2 separate regions of the Homo sapiens genome follow, and region 1 is linked to region 2. Evidence: chromatin loops called from intact Hi-C (ENCODE). Cell type or tissue: PC-3. All regions are shown on one strand. Each heading gives the region's core, and the rest is flanking DNA. Links, peaks and the distances in the headings are about the cores only.

Region 1 (11,000 bases), core at 2,991-7,990, 67 kb before region 2:
CATTGGCACAACAGACACTGGGGACTACTAGACTGGGGAGGGAAGAGGAGGGGCAAGGGCTGAAAAACTTCCTATTGGGTATTATATTCACCATCTGGGTGATGAGATCAGCAGACACCCAACTCTCAGCATCACACAATATACCCTTGTGACAAACCTGCACATGTACCCCCTGAATCTTAAATTTAAAAGGAAATTTTTAAAAATACAATAAAAACAACATCACAATGAGATATTACTTCACACCCACTAGGATGGCTATAATAAAAAACACAAATAATAATGTTAAAAGAAAACCTTCAGCCAAATTAAATTTAAAGGAGTTTAACTGAGCAATGAACAATTCGCGAATCAGGCAGCCCCCAGAATCACAGCAGATTCAGAGACTGCAGCACAGTCAAGTGGTGGAATGAGATTTATAGACAAACAAAAAGGAAATGAGGTACAGAAATTGGAAGTGAAGTACAGAACAGCTGGATTGGTTACAGGTTGGCATTTGCCTTATTTGAACACAGTTTGAACACTCAGCAGTGTATGAATGGTTGAAGTACGGCCACTGGGATTGGCCAAGACCTAGCTATTATTACAGGCTCACACTCTTAAGTTAGATTTTCAGTCTTGTCTAACTATTAAGTTAGGTTCCTGTTCATCCACAAGGACTCAAATATGGAAGTACGGATTCCTTCTCAGGCCATGTTTAGTTTGCTTTAACAATAACAAGGCTGGTGAAGATGTGGGGAAACTGGAACCATCCTACATCGTTGATGGAATGTAAAAATGGTGCAGTCACTTAGGAAAACAGGTTGGCAGTTTCTTAAAATGCTTAAACTTCACTTTAACATTGGTCCAACTCCTAGCTATCTACCCTAAATGAATGAAAACATATGTTCACTCAAGGACCTATATATATATAAGACATATATATATATATATATATATATATATATGTTCATAGCAGCATTATTTGTAATAGTCAAAAAGGGGAAACAACTATATATATGTTCATTCACTATGTATATATATATATATATGTTCATAGTGAATGAATGACAAAATTCAGTGTGTATATGCAATGAAATACTATTCAGCAACCAAAAAGGGTGAACTACTGATACATGTTACAATGTGGCTGAACCTCAAAAGATTATGCTAAATGAAATAAGCCAGATACAAAATCCACACATTATATAATTCAACTTACATGAAATATTCAGAAAATCCAAACCTATAGAAATAGATAATAGATTAGTGGTTGCCTGGAACTGGAGATGGAATTCGAAATTGGCTGCAAATGGGCAAGAGGAATCTTTCTGAGTGACAAAAATATTATAAAATTGGATTGCTGTGATGGGTGCACAACCCTATACATTTTCTAAAATTACTAAATTGTACACTTACAATAGATAAAGTTTATATTAAAGGAAAGTAAATTGCATCCCAACAAAACTGTCTTACAAAAAAAAAAAAAAAAAAACCCTCAGCACAAACAGCATGTATTGGTTTAAGTACAGCCTTAGGTATTATCTGTTATCTGAAGCAGAAATTTCTGCCCTCGGGTTGCTTAGTTAGCTAGTCAGCAGTTAGTTGGGAAGTCTGCACTCCAGAGGCTAGCACAAGTCTTCTTGCACGGAGGCTTAGGAAATTATCATAAAGAATATCAGAAATAGGCTCTCAATGATGAATTAATGACATGCTAGATATACAGATGAGCCAAGGAAATGGTTTCAAGATACTCCTCACACTAGAATAAGAACCTGATAAGGCCTGTGGCCTGTGCCCTTGTGACCTGAATCCTGTTGAAAGGTCATAAAACTTCTGTTTCTCTGATGTCAACTCTCAGGATAAAACGATTCTGCTTTTGGGAAATCAGTGTGTCTGCCTCAAGTAAATCAACCTTCCATGTAACAAGTGGATGAATCACCTAAAGAAAAGACCTAGGAACTCCTGAGACTTACAGTAGGTGGCATGTAAGGTAGAAGATATGTAGGATGGGCAAGTCTAGTGATTCCATGTACAATGTGAGGACTACAGTTAATAAAATTATATTAGGGAATTCTGTTTGGTAGATTTTTAGCTGCTTTTGTCACAAGAAAGTAGTAATGTGAGAGGAATATGTTTTGATTTGCTTCACTACAGTAACCATTTTACTATCTATTTGTATCCCATAACATCATGTGATAAACCTCAAATATACACAATAAGATTTATTTAAAGAAAAAAACAATAGGTGGCATGAACCGGCCTGGCCTCACTTTGTAATCAATGGTAACAAATGTCTCCACTCAGAATTGTGACTCGGAATTGTGAGACTCTATTTCATCAGCACATGATGTTAAGGTGGTGAGAGAAGAACTAAACTTCACTCACATCGAACTTGTTGGAACCTCCTATTTTCTGCCAAATATAACTGAAGAGGTGAGCATTTCTAAAATGGCATGGATCAATTTGCTATCCATAATTAAGTTTAATAGGAAGAGCTGCTACTCTCTAATTTGCCTTTCAAGTGTTGAAAAGTGCAGCTCAGAAAAGACTCCCTTGAGTAGCAGCCCCTCGTGCCTGGATATTGACTGACAATTCTAGCTGCTGATGCCAGGGACTATCCTTGTTTGTGACTTTGGTCTAATCCTTGTAATCTCTGAAACAGGCTGCCCCATGCCACACTGGCCAATTGTTTCTCATCTCTGAATGCTGATTTCAACAGTCTGACATTTTCTTTGGTTTCCTGTTCCACATGGTCTATGTGCCCAACATGTCTGTATATCAATATGTCTAAGATATTAATGTAGATTGGTATGATGAAGAACATTGGTATACATTTTAGACAGAAGATATTTCAATAAAGTGAGCATTGACTTCCAAAAATGTCAAACATGCAATCCACAATTCACCATTAAGCTATAATAAATACAAGCCATAGTTGTAGCTGTGTTTAGTAAATACATTTTCAGCTGAGACTGAATGGTAACTTTGGCACAGAAATAACTTAGACAAAGACTATTTGATTCAATGTTTAGAAGACTTGGTGATAGCAAATTGGCTCATCACAACTGATATTTTAAAGCATATTTCCTTAGAGGTTTCAAAATATTTTATCAAGAGTTTTCATCTCTTAATTTTTAAAGCATTACTGTGCTTATTTAGCAGATGAGTAAACTGAAGTATAAAAATTCTTATGTCTAGTCCTGCAGTAGGATATACAAGTACAAAGACTAGATGAAAACAGTGCCTCTTTGGGCATATATTTTAAAAAATCCAAACAATACAGGAAGATATCTGAAAAAATTAAGTAATGCTAAAAGGAATATAAAGAAAAATAGCACTATATCTGCCCCACCCTTATCCTGCCCTGCTTTCCAATGGCACCAGTTTTTATTCTTTTAACTATTTTTTCTAATATTCACCTTCACATTTTTAAACATTCTACACATGCTGCTATTCATTGTTTATAAAGTTTACACTGTACTCTATTGATTTCCTATGTGAAAGTTGGAGATTCTACTGACTTTTGAGCCCATTGACAAGATCAAATTTACACAAAGAACTCAGAATACGAAGAGGAAAGAAAATTTCAGGAGCATTCTTTGGAGAAATTGGTGCTGTGACTACTAGCCCCCTTTTCACCTCAAGGACAGGAATGCTATGTCAGTTTCAACTTGCTTTGCCTCAAGTCTAAAAACAGTAGGCTCCAAAGTGACCATCAGAGGGATCCACAGGACCCTGCAGCGGGAACACAATAGACATGTGCTGCACTTCTGGAAATCCAGAAGGAGAGAGAGAGGTCAGCAGGCGGCTTTCATGGCAGAACAGGCAGAAAGTTGAGGCTCTGTGGGAAGAAACTGGCTCCCCTCTGACAGATGATCACAGGTCTGTGAAATTCAAGGACCAGATGTAGTAGGTATGGTGGGCATACCCAAAGATGACCTCCAATGAGTCATGATTCTTCTGTACAATCCCCTCCTGTTTAATGTAGGCAGAGCCTGTATCTTGCTTCTGGTCAATAGCATATGACAAAGGTAGTTGGATGTCACTCCCTTGATTATGTTACATGGTGTGGAAAAGGAACGGGATGTCTCTACCTTGGTTAGGCAAAGGTGATAGGATAGTCACTCCCATCATTACATTACATCCATATAGGTAAACCAGTTAGATTATCTTTCTGTCTTTGCAAGACATCTGATCAAAGGACCTAAGAGAGGAAGCTAAGAGAGCAAAGAACTGCAAGTGGCCTCCAGGAGCTGAGAGAAGACCCCAGCTGACAACCAGCAAGAAAACAAGGACCTCAGTCCTACAACTGCCCAGAACTGAATTCCAACAAGAACCACAAGCACTTGGAAGAGGACCCCAAGCTCCAGAGAGGATGCAGCCCATCAGACATCTTGATTGCAGCATTGTGAGGACTTGAGTAGAGGAGCCTGCTTAAGCCAGGCCCAGACTCATGACCCACAGAAACTGAGATTAAAAAATATATATGTGTTGTTTTAATCCACTGAGATTGTAGTCACTTTTTATACAGCAATAGAAAACTAATATAAAAGGAATGTTGCTCTGGGATAGTATCAAAGTGAATCCTGCCCAGAGCCCAAAGGGGTCCCAACAGCAGGAAATGTGTGGGGCTGGTCATCTTCTACAAGCAGAAGCTGACTGAGAATTGGAAGCAGCCTGCCCAAGGACAACATGAACAGCCCATAGTATCCCAGGGGCTGGAGAGAGGTACCTGATGATAGTGGTCTCCAAAGAACTCACACGTAGGGAAAGACTCAGGTGAACTGTCTGCCAAGACTATAGCACTCAAAGCCACCTAAACCCCGGAAGAATTTCCTATTCCCTAAGCCAGTGATGTGTTAATAAAACAGCTCTCCAAGGGCAGGGATGGGGAAGCCTTGATCTGAAATATTTGCTAGTCTCTGTGGTGTAGATACACCCACCATGACTAATCTCAAGCTACCAGCAGTTTAACAACCAGCTTATAACATTCCTGATATTTAAGTGGCTCTCAGGAGGCAATACTTTCACACATCACAACCACCTCCACTTCCCCATACCTTCCCTTCCACCTTCCACCCTGAGGAATCAGCCAGCCTGAAGGAGTGGGGCAGAGAGCAGAAGCCTGCCCTTCCATAACAGATCTGCGGCTGGGAGGGAGAGGAGAAGGGACTTCTCCTAGAATGGAAATGGTGTGCTGATTCATACCTTGGACTAGACATTTAGAAATTTGAGACTTCTTGTGACTTAAACTGCCTGTTCTACCAGAGTAAGTAAAAGTTCATGGGATCTTCCCAGATTTACACACACACACACGCACACACACACACAGAGAGAGAGAGAGAGAGAGAGAGAGAAATATAATGTGGTAAGAAATTAATTTTCTCTGTAGGTTAACTATCCAAGACACAGATAAAAATTGCAGAGCTAATGTTTTCTTTTTTAAAACTGCTTTTAAATATTCCCCTCGTTTCTCAAGAAGGCCTTAATGTCTGAGGTGACTTGTACATTCTTAAGTTCTAAATAGAAGAATGAACAGTTAAATGACTGAGTGAATTCGCTTTCCTAATGTGCTTCTCTGTTTGAAAGCTGCTGCTGATGCTCAGGAAGCCCAGGCGTTAATGCTGCTCGCCTATGAAGGCGAGCATGAAGGTGCAATACTGGGAGGAATCTCAGGAGAACGCCAGGGGAAAATCATGAAATTTTAAAAGCAGTGAGAACTGAGTGCCTTTGCATACCTAAGTGGAACTGACAGCTAAATGGGAAGAGACATGGGAGCTAAGCATGAATATTTGCTCCAGGAAACTCACAGGGTACAACAGAGGAAAGAAACTTAAGCCTTGGGTGGAGTTAGACCTCTGGGGTCAAGATGAATGTGTTTGCATTATTTCCACTGGATTTCCACCCAGAAGCTCTCTGGTGAGTCATCTGGGAGCAGTTTGTGCAGTTGCTAAGGGTTACCCTTCTTTCAGAATATTCTCCCAGGGATGGAGGCCCTGAAATTTCCCTCCCTGTATGCTGAGTTCGGGAAGAGTAGCATTTAGTTATATATCAAACAGCTAGACAGGAGTACCACAGGGCAGATGTTCTTTGTATCACATTATTATGGTACTTCTTCTGCCTTCTGATATGGTTTGGCTCTGTGTCCCCACCAAATCTCGTCTGGAACTGTAATCCTCAGGTGTCCAGGGAGGGACCCACTGGGAGGTGGTTGGATAATGGGGGTGGTTTTTCCCATGCTGTTCTTGTGATGGTGAGTGATTTCTCATGAGATCTGATGGTTCATAAGTGGAAGTTTCCCTTGCACACTCTCTCTTTCCTGCCACCTTGTGAAGAAGGTACTTGCTTCTCCTTCGCCTTCTGCCATTATTGTAAGTGACCTGAGGCCTCCCTAGCCATGCGGAACTGTGAGTCAATTAAACCTCTTTTCTTTCTAAATTACCCAGTCTCAGATATTTCTTTATAGCTGTGTGAAATGGACTAATACACTTTCATTAATTCTACTCAAGTGACACTCTGGCAAATAAACAGTTTAATAGAAGGAGCACCACAGTAATAAGTTTCTGACATATTTATATCTTCATAGAATTTTTGGACTACCCTTGCTTTTAGCTGCTCACCTTAATTCTCCCTTCACTGAGAAAATAGAAGCAGTTAGAGGAAAATATCCGCAGGCTTCTACCAAAGTATCTACCTACATTCTCCATGTTCCCGTCTCTTCCATAGATGAAATTTCCGTTTTTCTGTGAGCCCCACCCACCCTTTATGTAATAGATCCCATCCCTTTTGCCTAATGGAGAATATCAATCTGCCAGTTCTCCTCTCTATCTCCAACACCATTCATTTTACACTGTCTGTTGGGTCATTCTACCAGGACTCAAACACGCTATTTTTTGTCTTACCTTAAATAGAAAAAAAAAAACTACACACACTCGTTTGGCCTCACCTTCCTACCAGCTCCTGCCCCATTCCTTTGCTCCCCTTGGCAGCAAATCACCTGGCTGTCTAGTTTCTTTCCTCAAATTCTGTCTTGAATCCACTCAATCAGGCTTTTGCCCTTACCACTCAACTGAACTGTTCTTGACAAAGTCATCAGTAATAGCCATATTACTGAATCCATTGGTCAGTGCTCATTGATTATCTTACTTGATCTGTCAGGTCAGTATGTGCCAAAGTCTGTCTTTCACTCTTCCTTAATACAGTTACTCTGTGTGGTTTCCAGGACAACACATTCTTGGCTTTCCTTCTTCCTACCAGGCTGCTTCTTTTCAGTCTCCTTGATTGGTTCTTCTGCTTCCCCCTGATGACTTAGTGTTAGAAAGAGCCCCAAGACCCAGTCCTTGGCCTCTTCTCTTTGCCAGCTACCCTCTCTCCCTTGGTGATCTCTAGTCCTATGACCCTTACACATCATTTACATGCTGATGACTCCTAAATTTATATCTCCAAGGCAGATCTCTCTCCAAATTTCTAGGCCCACATAGCCAGTTGTCTCCTCCATATCTCCACTTGGAGCTTAACTTCTCAGACTTAACATTTGAAACTGAGCTCGTAATCTTCCTTCCAAAGCTGCTCCTGCCTGCAATCTTCTCCATCTCTGTGGGGTAAGACCTTGGAGTTATCCTTGACTCTTCTTCTCTCCCCACATCCCCTCACAACAAATCAGGAGATCATGCTGGCTTTACATACAGAATATATCAAGAGTGACTACTTTCCACCACCCCTACTGCTCCCAGGACTGTCCCAGTTGCTGTCCTCTCTCATCTGGGTTACTATAATAGCCTCCTAGTCTCCTGGCATCCACACTGTTGCCCCCTAGTGTCCTCTGCAACACAACAGCCAGTGATTCATTTGAAACAAGTTGTTATCCTCTGCTGTCATCATGCCACAGTACTCTAGCCTGGGTGACAGAGCGAGACTCTCTCTTTTAAAACAACAACAGTAACAAAAACCTACGGTCCTACAAATTCCCTAGCAAGACAATTCTTTCCTCAAGGGAGGCTAGTGCAGATTCTTCAAGCCAGGGGAGATGCTTTCTCTGTTAAAGAAGAAAAGCCACTTCTACTGGTAACGTAAGCTGAATTCAAAAGTTCAATTTCTTCAGCTACATTAGAGTTGACTTGCATGTTCTCATCCCAGTTTTGCCGGTCACTGCTTCGCAAATAATACTGAAATTTCAATGTAAGATATCCTGAGAGGTTTTGAATTCAATTTACTACTTCTGGGCAGCATATTAATTATATCATATGGGTTTCACTGTGCAATGTTTTTGTTTTTATTTTATTATTATTATTATTATGATTATTATTATTTGAGAGAAAGAGAGTTTTGCTCTCGTCACCCAGACTGGAGTGTAATGGTGCTACCTTAGCTCACTGCAACCTCTGCCTCCCAGGTTCAAGTGATTCTCCTGCCTCAGCCTCCCAAGTAGCAGGAATTACAGGCACTTGCCACCATGCCCAGCTAATTTTTGTACTTTTAGTAGAGATGGGATTTCACCATGTTGGCCAGGCTACTTTCGAACTGCACTGTATTTTCTGTTGTTAATTTTTCCATAGTTTGTAATTTCGGGTTTGATATGCCTGTTAAACCAAGAGATATGTGAAAGCGTGCTTTTAAATCTTTAAATATTTATATTTAAGAAAAAAACTATTCAAATCTTGTTAACGTCTACTTTTGTTGCACTGTTGTAAGATAATATGTTGTGCATGGTCTCTTCTTGAACATGGTGAGACTTTATTTGAGGTCTGATACATGGACAATGTTTATAAACTGCCCCTGTGTGTTTGAAAGCAAATGCATTCTCAACTTTTTTTTTTTTTTTTAAGAGACAGGGGTCTCACTTTGTAGCTCAGGCCGGAGTGCTAGTAGTACAATCATAGCTCACTGCAGCCTCAAACTTCTAGGCTTAAGCGAACTTCTTACCTCAGCCTCCCAAGAAGCTGGAACTAAGGCATATACCACCATGCCCAGCTATTTTTTCTTTTCTTTTTTTTTATAGAAACAGGAGGTCTCACTATGTTGTCTAGGCTGGTCTCAAACTCCTGGCCTCAAGTGATCTTTTCACCTTGGCCTCCCAGAGTTCTGGAATTATAGGCATGAGCCACCCAGCCACATTGTCTACTTTTAGAGCTGGTTGTTATGTTAATTTTATCAAATTCCCTCTGGATTTACATATTTTGTGTTGACTTGATTTATCCATTTCTGACCAAAGTATATTGAAGTTTATACTTGTGGATCTATAAAACAAACAAAAAACATCTGTGCTGGTTCCCATCACATACAGAGAGAAAGCCCAAGTCCTACAGTGGCTGCAAAGCCCTCACTGCCTCAGTTACTCCTCTGGCTTCTTTTCCTACTCTTCTCCTAGCTTACTGATCACTTCATTCCTCACAGTGAGGCCTCCTCACAGCTCCCCAAATGTCACCATTGCTCTTTCCCTCTACTTGGAATGTCCCACCACCCCACCCCTATCCCCACTTCAGGATCCACTGAGCTAAATCTCTTACCTCCTTGGAATCTTTGCTCAAATCTTACCTATTCAGATGGGTCCATCCTTTCACCCTATTTAATATGCAACTTCTCCATACCCCCAAGTGGCTGGTCCAACCCATCTTACCCTGCTCTTTTTTTTTTTATTTTTTTCCATAGCATTTATATCACACTCTAACATACTATGCAATTTACTTATTTTGTTTATTCTTTAAGGTCTATCTTCCCTAACTGAATGTAAAATTGATTAGAGATCGATATTTGTCTGTTTTGTTCACTAATGTGAACTAAAGCTCTAGAACTTCGCTCGGTACATAGTAAGGTCTTAATAAACATTTGACAAACTATTTTAATAACCTATTCTTATACCAAGGCTTCAGTTTGGATCATTTCAGGAAATGTTCATTGCATTCTAAGACTTTTCTCAATCCTCTATTGGGAAAAGTAAATAAGCTGTACATTAGCAATAGGTCTTATTACAAGATCATATCACAATGCCTCTACCTTTTACTTATTTGATTTAAAACAATAATTTAGGCCACCTAAAATTATGCCATTGCTTCTCAAAAGATTCCCCATGGTCAGTGTTTCTGACTGCTTTTTTGCTCACTGTCCTTATTGAGAATCCTCAACAATATGTACATACATGTATTTTCCTTCAATTTCAGAGAGTCCAAGGAACTCCTGACATCTCCTCATAAATCTCATGCAGCCCAGTGAGAGGCTTCATGCACACATACACTCACAGAGACATATACATACACACATGACCTCTCTAATTTCACTCTTTCATTACTCGTATGTTTTTTAAAGATCTCTGTAACATTTTTCCAAGTTGGGCATTTTTTTTTCCTGTTTATTGAAATAACCTTGCAGTGTTTCCATTTCCCAAGAAGCTTGCAAGTATACGCTGACCATATGAAAATCCTGCTGGAAATGTATCATGTGCAAATTTTCACTTCAAAGCAAAAGGAATGCAAAATGCTGTGGAAATAATTCCCTCACTCATAAATATTTAATAAGCCTTTAGAGTCATTGAAATCAAGTGGCAAACTTACAATATACTATATTTAAAAATAAAATATATGGGTTTCATGCAATTCTTTAAGTGAAAAACTATTCAACATATCAGTTTTATTCCTTACACTCAGGATCACTTCAGTCTTATTAAGTAGTATATTCCTGTTTTTTTTTTTTTTTTTGAGATGGAGTCTTGCTCTGTTGCCCAGGCTGGAGTACAGTGACATGATCTCACTGCAGCCTCTGCCTTCCAGGTTCAAGCCATTCTCCTGCCTCAGCCTCCCGTGTAGCTGGGGTTACAGGCATGCACCACCACCTCCAGCTCATTTTTGTATTTTTAGTAGAGACAGGGTTTTAGCATGTTGGCCAGGCCGGTCTTGAACTCCTGAATTCAAGTGATCCACCTGCCTCGGTCTCCTAGAGTGCTGGGATTTCAGGTGTGAGCCACAGTGCCCAGCCAGTAGTATATTCTTTATTACAAAAGATAATTCTGGCTGTCTATGATATCT
Region 2 (11,000 bases), core at 3,310-8,309:
CAGTTTCCCAGCAGTACACACGTCTGCCTTGGGCCAGTACTTGTCACTGGTTGCATTGAGCAGCTGATGCTCAGAGCACCCCTGTAATAGCTCCAAACATGAGCTAGAAATCTTTAAACAATTGGTGCTCTCCTGAGAGATATTTTTATGCTTCCTGTTCCCTGTCTGACGGTATTTTTGGCCCTTTTCAAGGAAATTAGGAAATTCCACTTTTGTCTCGGTCATTAACCTGGGAGTACTGAGGACAACAACAAAGGAGCTTCGGAGAGAGGATAGGATGGTAGTGGGTAGACCAGATAACCACTATCATTTGATCTTCATAGGAAGGACCAGATGTTCATTCAGTTTTTATTCTTCTAAACCAATTATTCCATCGCAATGAATATCATCTTATTCTGAAACATAAACCACAGTTTCTTACCTGCACCCTGAGCTAAAAAGATAGCTCTCAAGTCTTACTCTCTCCTTTCTCGATACAGTAGTTCACCCCATTTGTGGTCCAGAAGCTGTTTCCAGTGATCTCCAAAGGGGAAAAGTACTTCCATGATGAACATTATGTCTATAAAAATCAAGAAAATAAGCATCAAAAACTTTAGTTTTCCATGCGAATTAAAAAAGCAGCAACCTAAGCATTTCATAGTGTCATGAAGGCAAACTGCAGCTTGTTTTAATTTGCCTTATAACATATCTGCAGTATACCTGGGGAGAACTGATGTTCTAATGAATTAGGAAAGCTTCTTTTATCTCCTTCTACCTGTAGCTTGAAGACCTCAGCTTTTAAAAAGCTGTTGATATTGAACAACTGTTAAATTGGCAGTTATTCACAACTGCCAAATATTGGAATTTCCAATGACTACTGACTCAGGTAGAAAATAGTGTTGATACTTATTAAGCTTTCATGATTTACAAAGTGTTTTCCTATATATTTCCACCTTTAATCTTCACAACCATCTTACAAACCAGGCAGTCCGGAGGTTATTCATCTAATTTATGAAAGCATGGAAATGTTAAATGATAAGCCCAAAGTCTCCTAGCGTGGAAACTTGTTGAGACAGCAGGAAGTTTCACAGAGTTCTAGACTGTTAGAATGTGAAGAGCCTGGAAATCATCATGCTGCTAACATCATTGAAGAGGAAGAAACCAGAGCTAGAAGTTGAGTCACTTCCCCAAGTTCCCACACAGGGTTTCTAGAACTGGAACCACAACCAAGTTTCCTGGCTCTGAGGTCAGTTGTCTTTCTCTACTGCATCACAGAGCAGGGACGCCGTCACGGGGGTGTTGAGACATTAAGTGAGCTGGATCAGACAAGAATATATCCATGTTTACCTTCGCCTTATAACTTATGTAGTCATCTGTGTCCTGGAACTAAGTAATTCAATTGCTAAAACGTTGAAAGTTCTCTTCGCCTTTGGTCATTATATTTATCTCAATTTTGAATTTAATTTATAACCAAATCATGCATCCCATTTCTTTCATTTCAAGCATTTTTTGCCTTGGCCCCATATGCTATCAACCCCTTAAACCATGCTCTCAGCACCTATACTTAGAAAGTAAGCATTCAAGTGCATTAAAATTTCAGAATTTCCGGCTAGAGTTTTCTGGTGGTCACATAAAAATAAACAAAACATCCTTGATCTTAAAAGGAAGAAAGAAAGATCTATTTCAAAAATGAACAATAACATTTTTGTTTTAAAAGTTTAAGAATTAATTTTTAAAATTCCTAGACCATATCATGTCTGGTATTCCTCCTGTACACAGTGATCGGTCAGGTTTCCACATGACCTTAAGAAACTTCCCTATCATGTACCAAAACAATTGAAATGTGAGAAATTAATGAAGAAAATGAAACGTTGATAGCACCAAAGTGGTCCACTCTGGCACTTGTACCCCTCCATGACCTTGTCAACCTGATTTATAACAATTCTGAGTTTCAGCAGCTCCATTTTTATATGTAGAATTTTTCTACTGTTAATGTCACAGGGAAATCACCCTAGTCTTCTAACAGCAAAAAAATATATATAATACCTGTTTCTCGAGAAAATCTGCCAATTCCCAGCAGAACTACAGAACTTTATGATATAATCCAGGGACTTTGCTATGAACAGCATCTGCTGAGATATGCCCTGAACCTAATAGAGGACAAGGAAAAAGGGGTATTTCAGGGGTTTGGGGCAGCCCCACATGGTCTGCAAAATAGGAAGGTTTTTGGGAGGCAGGACAGTTCTAACCCTGCCCATTCCATGGTCCATTTTCAAAATGGTGGGCACTTTCACGCCTCATTCTCACCCTAGTCTTTGATGTCAGGAGGATCCTCAGTATGGTGAGAATAATACTGTATTTAAGATGAAGCTGATGTCTGTGTAAGGTCAGAGTAATCATCTTTATGAGTATTATCCGAAGATATTTGGATATCCGAAGATATTTGGATATCCAAAGATATTTGTAAGGTTCTCCAAACTTCTAGGTTTTTATTAAAGGGCTGGGCTCTTCCTGGTCTCAAACAGTATTTGTGGTTACTTTGGCAGATGAAGCACATTTTTCCTGTGCCCTATGTTTTTGGACATGCAGTATATCAAAGTGTTCGGTGGAAATAAGCATTCTGTTATTTTTTTCTTAGCACATTTTTTGTCTTCTCTTCCATTCAGTTATGTTGAAAGCTACGTGTTGGATCTGTTTTTTAGTTATGACATTAGATCTTCATCTGAGATTATCTAAACTACGTTGGTTTTCTTTTGATTACAATCTCTTTTTTTTTTTAATCTGCTAACACAAGCTCATGTTTATCTAGAAAATGCGCTTTCTCCTCAAAGTCATGAATCAGCATGAATTTCCTTTGAGTTAGTTCAAATCATCCAGAAATTAACAAATTTCAAAAAAGAAAAAATATACTAAAATGTAGTCAAAGCTTTATAAGAATACTTTATGTGCTATATCTCAGCTAGTCACTGAGTAGCTGTCATAAACCTATGACATAAACCTACTGTCATATACCGATGACAGTAGAGTATTGAAAAACCAGGTGCACCAGGTTCTTGTTTTCATTCTTGATAGGTTCTAAGTTCATTAAACCAGTCTCGCAGTTACTCAGAGAATCACAAAACCAAGTGTTCCTCTTATTATCTTGCTTAGCTCATTTTGGGTAAAATGCATCAAACGGCAGAATGAAAAATAAAAAAAAAAATTTGTTTTTATAGTTGAATGACGTTCTTCCTATGTATAAGTTATAACTTGAAAATTATTACTGCTTCCAAGATTCCTAACTTTCAAGCCACATGAGAGTGACTCATGGGATCCTGGTGGCCCCAAAGGATTAACAAGGCTTCCAGATGTGCCTAACACTTATTTCAGGAACTAGGGCAAGCCTCCAATATTATCTACAATGTGTGGAGAGAGGGTGGCGTGTCCATGTGAGTATACTGTAAGCCAGAAGGTTGCTGAAGATGTCACAAAATTTAATTGCTGATATTAAACTAATCCTTCCAAAGAAATTCCCAGCAAGTAGAAAAAAAGTAAATTCATTGGTGTTTTTATTGAGAGAGATTACCAGGAGTGAAAGATGCCTGCTTGAAGCAATGAAACAACAGACAGAATATAAGTTTAGCCTCTCTACCTTATGAGGAGTAAACTAAAAATTGCCCTATGCTTTCTTTCAGCCTCAGCTTTCCTCCTTTCAGAAAATCCTCCACAAACCGCACATCTACCAAAGAACCATTTTTGATTCCCGCTCTTCCCTATGTTAAAAGTAATCTCTTGCTCTTCTTAGCTCACTCAGCATTTCTTTGTACCTCTCATGATATTATAGCTCTTAGCACTTTCTTCCAGATATTCTAGTAAGTTACAGATACAGCTTAAATTTCCCCCATTGAACCCCTGAAGGCCAGAAGGGTCCATGATTCATCTTCTGATTCCCCAAATTGCCTGTGCAAGTTCCTTTTAAAATTCGTGCTCAAAAAAAATTGTTTATGCATTCCACAATTATTTGTTGAAAACGCATTTTGTGCCAGCCCCTGGGCTGGGCCCTGGATAGCCAGTGGTACATGAAGCAGAGACAAAATGAATAAATGACCATACCAAATACTGAAATCCAAAACAGTGCCTACTTTTCTGCTCATGGTATGTGTATGCTCTGATACGATTCTGTTGTGTAATTCTGAAGAACAAGTCAAGATAGCATTTGGCGTGACATCAATAGTCAACCACGGTGTCCCTGGCTGCTCATTCCAGGAGCTCCGTGCTGCGAGTGAGAATGCCTTTTAAGCTAAAAGCTTTGTCTTTCCCACTGTATATGGAAAAATTGACTATGCACTTTCATGGAGAAGGTCTAGCTAAGAAATGTTTATATTGGAACAAGTCCCATCTCTAAATCTGGGCTGTTGCTGAATGGTATTTTGTTTCCTTGGATCAGGGAAGGGGTCTGGAAACATCTGTAATGAAAGTATTGTTTTAAAATCAGCACAATTTTTTTCTTCAAATGACAGATAACAGAATTGCTTTAAATCAAATACTCTCAGCCTTCCCCATTCATTTCCTTTCATAAATGTGTATTATTTTGTTGTCATTAAAATGGCAGTGTGAATACTAGATTTGTTGCACCCCAGACATTGCCATTCCCTTTGCAGTCATTTTCTTTTCACTTTAGTTTGTGTTCTTTACCTTCACTTTTAGAAACGTGCTGTAACAGAATAGCTATCTCGATCACAACAGTTATCTGGGGGCAAAATTTCAAAGCTACAAAATGATGGTATATTGTAAAGCAATTCTGAAACTATCCTCCAAAATTTTTACTCAAAAGAAATGTACACATTATGCTATTTATAAATGAAAAGTTAAAGAAAATACATATTTACATTAAATAGTATTTCACAAAAATCTAAAAATGAAATCTTAGGGAAGGGAAATTAGGGGAAGAAATAATACAAAATACCCTTAAATAACATGAAAAGGATGGAAATTCTGTAGCAATTTTGAATACCATTCATGCTTTAAAAGGAATAGAAGTAGCTTATGAATGGTTTGTGATACTGTAGTTAAAATTATATTCCTGTATATTTACCACTTGTTGCAAAATCTGTTTTTTAAATAAGCTCCCCAAATTAAGGAGCTGAGTGTTCAGGATGGTAATTCATCTGCCTTGCTTTCTGTAAGCAGTTGGTGCTTGGTGTATTTGTTTATTAATGAACTATTTGGAAATGGCCTTGTTACCAGTGTCCCTGAGCCGACTGCCACTCTGAAATACTTGGATTTTAGCCTAAAGATCCATTCTTCTGAGGCTTTTTAGGTGTTTGACACATAGCAGAGTTGTAAAATATTTGCTAAATGGGTTCTACTGCTCACATTTTACAAATAAGAGCACTTGGAGTCGAATTTCATTATCATTTGTCTCATAAAATTTGACTCATAAAACACATGACAGAGTGGGAGTTCAACACACAATCCTAAGTTTGGAACGGGTTACAAACACTCTGTGGGGTATAGCCTTCCTTAGTGTTGAAGGATGAAGGTGTTGGTTTCATGGCTCAGTCAGAATTGCAGTGATGGTATTTTATTAGTACAATTTATGGGCCACAGTTTTCCTGTTAGGTGGGGCCAGACATATGTCAAGCTGCCACATATTCTGCCTGAGCAGACATCTGCCTCTGATTCATGAGGGAAACACCTGCACACATGCTGGTGTATATTACACAAAGAGGCATCCTTTTCCAGGGCCCATTGTCAGATCCCTCAAATGGAACAAAGGAGGTGTCAGGGATACAGCTGGATGTCATACGACTGGCTTCTATTGAGGTTGACTTTGCTAATGAGGGATCTGCATTATTTGCTTCGTGGTCTATTTCTATCTACACTATATAAAAACTGTTAAAAACTAAAACATCAGTTATAAATTATTGTATTTAAATTGAGAATAATTGCCATATGTCAAACCAAGTAATAAGAGAGGCCTAATGGGCTGTCTCTGAGGACTATCTGATAGTCTGGGTGTCCATATGGACTCAGCCACACACACTCATGGAGCAAACCTGAGTTTGCTTAAGAGAGGTCACTCCACCTTACCCCATCCATCACCTGCATTCTCCCCTCCAAGATGACTGGGGAGTGGTATTAAGACCTTTTGATGACAATGGCACTTTCCTGAGAAAAAAGGGAGACATACTAATGGGATATCTTCTATGAGACTCTTGATAAATTTGATAAACTTGAACAGAGATGACTTTTATCCCGGGTATTCCAGGGAAAGGCAGAGATGGACAGCATAAGTTTGTTTGCAGGCCCAAAAGAGGTGTGAGCTTCAGCAATAACGCCACAGTTTTCCAGCATCATTTTCTTCTTCATCATCATCCTCATCAAGAAGCGTGGTTGAGTGACTAGAGCACTAATGGTGCATCACCTTGCTCTATGTAAACAGCTTTCAACAAGTTGCTTCTTCGCTAGGCCTCAGTTTTCCCAAATTTAAAATTAAGAATTAGATACAGTCCTTCCCAGCTCTGGCATTCTGTGTTTCTGTAATGCCAAGACACATCCAATACATATTGATTAAGCATCTGCTCTATGAAGGCACTGAGGATTCAGCAACAAATCAGGTGAATCCAGTTTCTGTGCTCAGGGAGTTAAGTCTTCCAAGGAAGAAAGACAAGGAACTACTAACTTAAACATTGCTAAGCTGTGTGCCCTAAAGAAAAAAAGAATGGCAGCTCACTCAGGAGAACCAGTTAAAACAAATAACCCTGGTACAGACAAGTCCAAAAAGAAGAGAAGAAACTAATAGTTACAGAACAATTTCTATGCCTTTATATTGAACATTAAATGCATTAAATATTAGTTGATCCTCACAACCATTCTAGAAGGTAATAAGGTGAGCAGCCCCATTTTTTCAGAAAGGGAAACCAAAGCCTAGAGTTAAATAATCTGGGCAAGGTCACCCAGGTAGAGCTGGAACTGAAATACTGATGATCTCAGACTTTCTGCTGCCTCAGGCTGTCTCCAAAGGACTTAACTATAGGAAATTACATCCACTGCAAGGAACAGATTGCAGTGTGTCATGTCATGCCCATGGCAGATCAATCAGTTAGGTCTAGAGGCTGTGCTATCTTAAATGTAAGCACATTTGGAGGAGAAATTCATTCATTCACTCAACAAGCATTTACTGCACAGCTGCCAGGTGCATGGTGAACAAATGGGGACTGAACACAGACATACATGGACATTTCTTAAAATGGCAAAAAGTAGATTTATCATATCCTAGCCATTTTGTATGTAAATGCTAAAGAAGTAATACCTAAATGTGCATGTTCCTGGGGAAATAGAAGTAGTTACAGAGCTATTAGAAGCATAAGAAAAAAAAAAGGACAAAGAATTTTAAAGAAATTTGTTCCCCACATATGAAACGTTCTTGATTCTTTCATTTAACATTTAATTCACTACAATTGTATTGAGAAACCTATCAAAATTGACTAGTTGACATGGATCCCACCTTTGAATACAAACCCTTATCTATTTTGATTCTCTGAAAATATGCTCCATCAATTGAACAGGGGAAAATGTCATTTTGCTCAAGTTGTTATAAATTATGATAGAGGAATTATGATACGCGGAGTGAAATCCATCTTTCTTTAGATAGTGCAATCATCTTTCTTTAGATAGTGCAACTTCAATCCCCAGATGGATAGAATTCCATTTGTTAGCTCTGTTCAGTCTTCTACTAGCTATTCCAGAAATATGCCTTGTAAGAAGCACTTATGTCCATGCCGTTTCCTACCTATGGCCCCCAGTGAGACCATGCGAAATTTTGTTGTCACCACTAAATGAAGGCTTAGAATAGTTACAGCTAAAAAGACCTTTCCATTTCAACAAAGAACAATTATCTTGCAAGAGATGACTTCAAAGAGTTGAACTCAACTTTTTGAAATGGAAAGTTGAGTTCAGGATGTTGGAGGAGATAATGGGTGTTGGTATGGTTTTGGCTGTTTTCAGAGACTTTGCCTGAAGAAGGCTGAGGAGGATTAGGGTTATTTAAAGAGGAGGAGAGGAAAGCAAGGGAGATGGGCTGCTCTCCACCAACAAAGAAAGTGAGAAATGGGGCCATGAGGAAGACATGATTGAAAGAAGCTGAATATAAGTAAGCCTAAACTTTTGGCCTATTTCTAGCTCAGTCTATGAGCCACAGGGATTTCTGGTGTCGTATTTAATAATTTTCTAACAAAAGCTGACTGTGCTTTTATTTTAGGATTTAAAACCATCCTAGTTGGTAAATTAACATTTTTCAATGAGCCTTTGAAATTTGGTAAAGGCAACTTGATTATTTGAAAGAGTCCTTGACCTTGGACTGTCTGAGAAAGAAAGTGAATCAGGTATCACTTCGCACATCTGCTGGACCACTGAATAGTCCCCAGATCAAGAGCCAGCTGGTCTTTCCTACCACTGCTTGAGCACCCTGAGAACGAGGGTGTGCTGGTGACTCTGCACCTGTCCCCCCAGATCCAGAATCTGCCCCTGCCTCAAGAGACTGATGCCCAAAGGCTACAGCACACAAGCTCCCTTGCATTTCAGGGAAAGTAATAGGAGAAGGGAAAGTTGGGGCCATTCTGCTCCACTTCCTCTCTGCCTCAGCACGGCTGTTCAGGCAGAAGCCATGACTCCCAAGATGGCAGCTCCCGCCGGCAAGCTCCCCTCCTCCACAGTTCCAGCTTTCCCTGGCTTTGTGTAACAGGCTTTCTTTATCCCCTTGGGCCCTAGAGGGAGCAGATCTTTGCAAATTTTACTGTTTCTAGCTTTTATGGCCTCTCCATTCCTTGCTCCCTTAACCTGCCCACAATTCGGTAAACTCTAATTCTCTTCTTTCTCTTCATTTACACTCTCTTAGGTGAATTTTGATTATTCCTGCTGGGCCTGACTACCTCAGTGACAAGCCCCCTCCTGAAATTCATGGCTTTTTCCATTTCCTTTTGTCTAGAGGAAGCCTTCCCAAAAGCATCTACTACCATCTGCTTTAATTGACAAATTATTTTACCTTCACATAAAGGAAGAGATTATATAAAAAATTTTTAGCAAACTATAAGAACATAATCTAAATTCCGTAGTTCAGCTTCATTTGAATTATTGCACAATCTTCTCCTGGTTCCCCCATTTCAACTCCAGGCCAGCTGGACAGGGCAACCTTTGGCCTGAGCTTGTGGGTTACTCTTGTCATGTTCTGCCAATCTAAGGCCACAGATAGTTAGGGCTCCCATTATTAGCTCTCTTGATCCCTAAGGAAGCAAGACTGTCTGAGTTTGGGTCATAGATCCTTTCTTAGGACAGAAAACTGGCCTCTAAACCCTCTTACTTAAATTTTAATATTGTAATTTCTCAGTCAACTGGAAAATGAGAGTATTGTGCACTATTTTGAGGATCTTTTACCTCTGCCTTAAATAGTAAGGCCCAACTAGAATAAATAAGCACCGTAAAAGTCCTTTGAGTTGCACATGTAGCCTCGGACATGTAGCTTTACTGCTAGCATAAAATAATTAGTGGAAATCAGATTTAGTAGCCACTCAAATATTATAGAAGAACCTAAAGGCTGATGTATGCTTTAACTAAGACAGATATGTGTGAAATGTGCCACATGGGATGAGGCAGCTGCTAGCTGTAAGGTGAAAAACAAAGGAAGGACAAATTAAGTAAGGAATGTTATTTTGCTTATTTTTAAACTGTGTTAATAATAATGATACATAAAGTGAATAACCAGGAAGTTGGGGAAATTATACACAAGCGTCTCAATCTATTGTCAAGACCACATTAGTCACTTCCTAGAGATGATGTTTTAGAGATCTCACCGGGTATAGACATGGAAATCCTATATCCAGACAACCTAAGTAGGATCTTTTGTTTTCCTTTCTTTTCTTTTTCTTTCCTCATTTGCTCCTTTTCCTCTTTCTTTCATTCTTTCATGAGAACGTGTATGTCCTCCATGGATTTTAAGAAATAACATAGTCAGGCGGGGCACGGTGGTTCACCCCTGTAATCCCAGCACTTTGGGAGGCCGAGGCGGGTGGATCACGAGGTCAGGAGTTCAAGACCAGCCTGGCCAAGATGGTGAAACTCTGTCTCTACTAAAAATACAAAAATTAGCCTGGCATGGTGGCAGGTGCCTGTAATCCCAGCTACTCAGGAGGCTGAGACAGACAATTGCTTGAATCTGGAAGGCAGAGGTTGCGGTGAGCTGAGATCATGCCACTGCACTCCAGCCTGGGCAACAGAGCGAGACTCCGTCTCAATATAAATAAATAAATAAATAAATAAATAAATAAATAAATAAATAAAATAGTCGAAGCCCTGAGACTCTTTCTCAGTCTCATCCCCACTCCTTTACCCTTAACTGGCCTGATTTCTCAGATTCCTATTTCTTTCTTCATACTTTTCTTTATATATGTGTATCCCTACACAATATATTATTACATCATATTATTTTGCATGTTTTAAAATACAGTATAAACATCATACTGTTTCTCCTTTGCAACTGACTTTTTCCTCAATATTGTATTTAAAAGATTCATTTGTAGTTAGAGATATCTTCACTTGTGAAATTTGCCTAATTGCTCTCCAAAGTGTTGGCACAATTTGCCCTCACTTGCCTCATTCTTTACCAATTCAAACCCATTTTTCTGCTAGCATATTTTTGGCATTGACTTGCTATTTGCGAATGACTATGATAGGTGATGAGGACACAAAAATGAGTAAGACACTATCCCTGTTCTGAAGGAGTTCACAGTGATTTCAGGGAGGCAAGAGTATAAATTAAAATTTATAATGTCATGTTCCGTGTGCTCTGATGAAGTCTGTGCAAGGTGCCATGTGAGTGACTGAGTCTGAAAGTCTAGGGAAATAGTTCCCAGGTGAGATGAAGTAGGGAAAGACATCCCAGGCCTCTGTAGCGTATGTAATAGTATATGCAAAGGCAAGGCGGGCCAAAGCATGATATTCATGAGGGTTGTGGGGTATGTGATTGCATTAGAGCAGAGGGAGCC

What was found. A loop is a pair of places that touch in the nucleus more often than their neighbours do. Peaks named below come from ENCODE experiments on the same cell type or tissue, not always from the same donor. Only the 100,000 strongest peaks of a DNase experiment are listed, where the experiment ranks them.
Region 1: a loop joins it to region 2, with 5 times the contacts of the local background. A loop is called at or near these places in 5 of 110 quality-filtered maps.

Annotation. Positions count from the first base shown.
Region 1 is chr6:112,293,112-112,304,111 of GRCh38, reverse strand. The region is part of intron 2 of LAMA4-AS1 (LAMA4 antisense RNA 1); the gene reads right to left. It overlaps LOC107986632 (a long non-coding RNA gene), which reads left to right and starts at 5,012. Exons shown (of 2, transcript XR_007059712.1): 1 at 5,012-5,251. In PC-3, for the core only: a CTCF peak has its summit at 7,798 (motif pointing left); DNase peaks (open chromatin) are centred at 5,001, 5,861 and 7,801; H3K4me3 peaks cover 1,455 bases; H3K27ac peaks cover 4,185 bases.
Region 2 is chr6:112,226,338-112,237,337 of GRCh38, reverse strand. The region is part of intron 2 of LAMA4 (laminin subunit alpha 4); the gene reads left to right. LAMA4-AS1 (LAMA4 antisense RNA 1) reads right to left here and starts at 742. Exons shown (of 3, transcript NR_121193.1): 1 at 700-742; 2 at 422-559. In PC-3, for the core only: no CTCF peak of the experiment used is centred there; a DNase peak (open chromatin) is centred at 5,527; H3K27ac peaks cover 1,325 bases.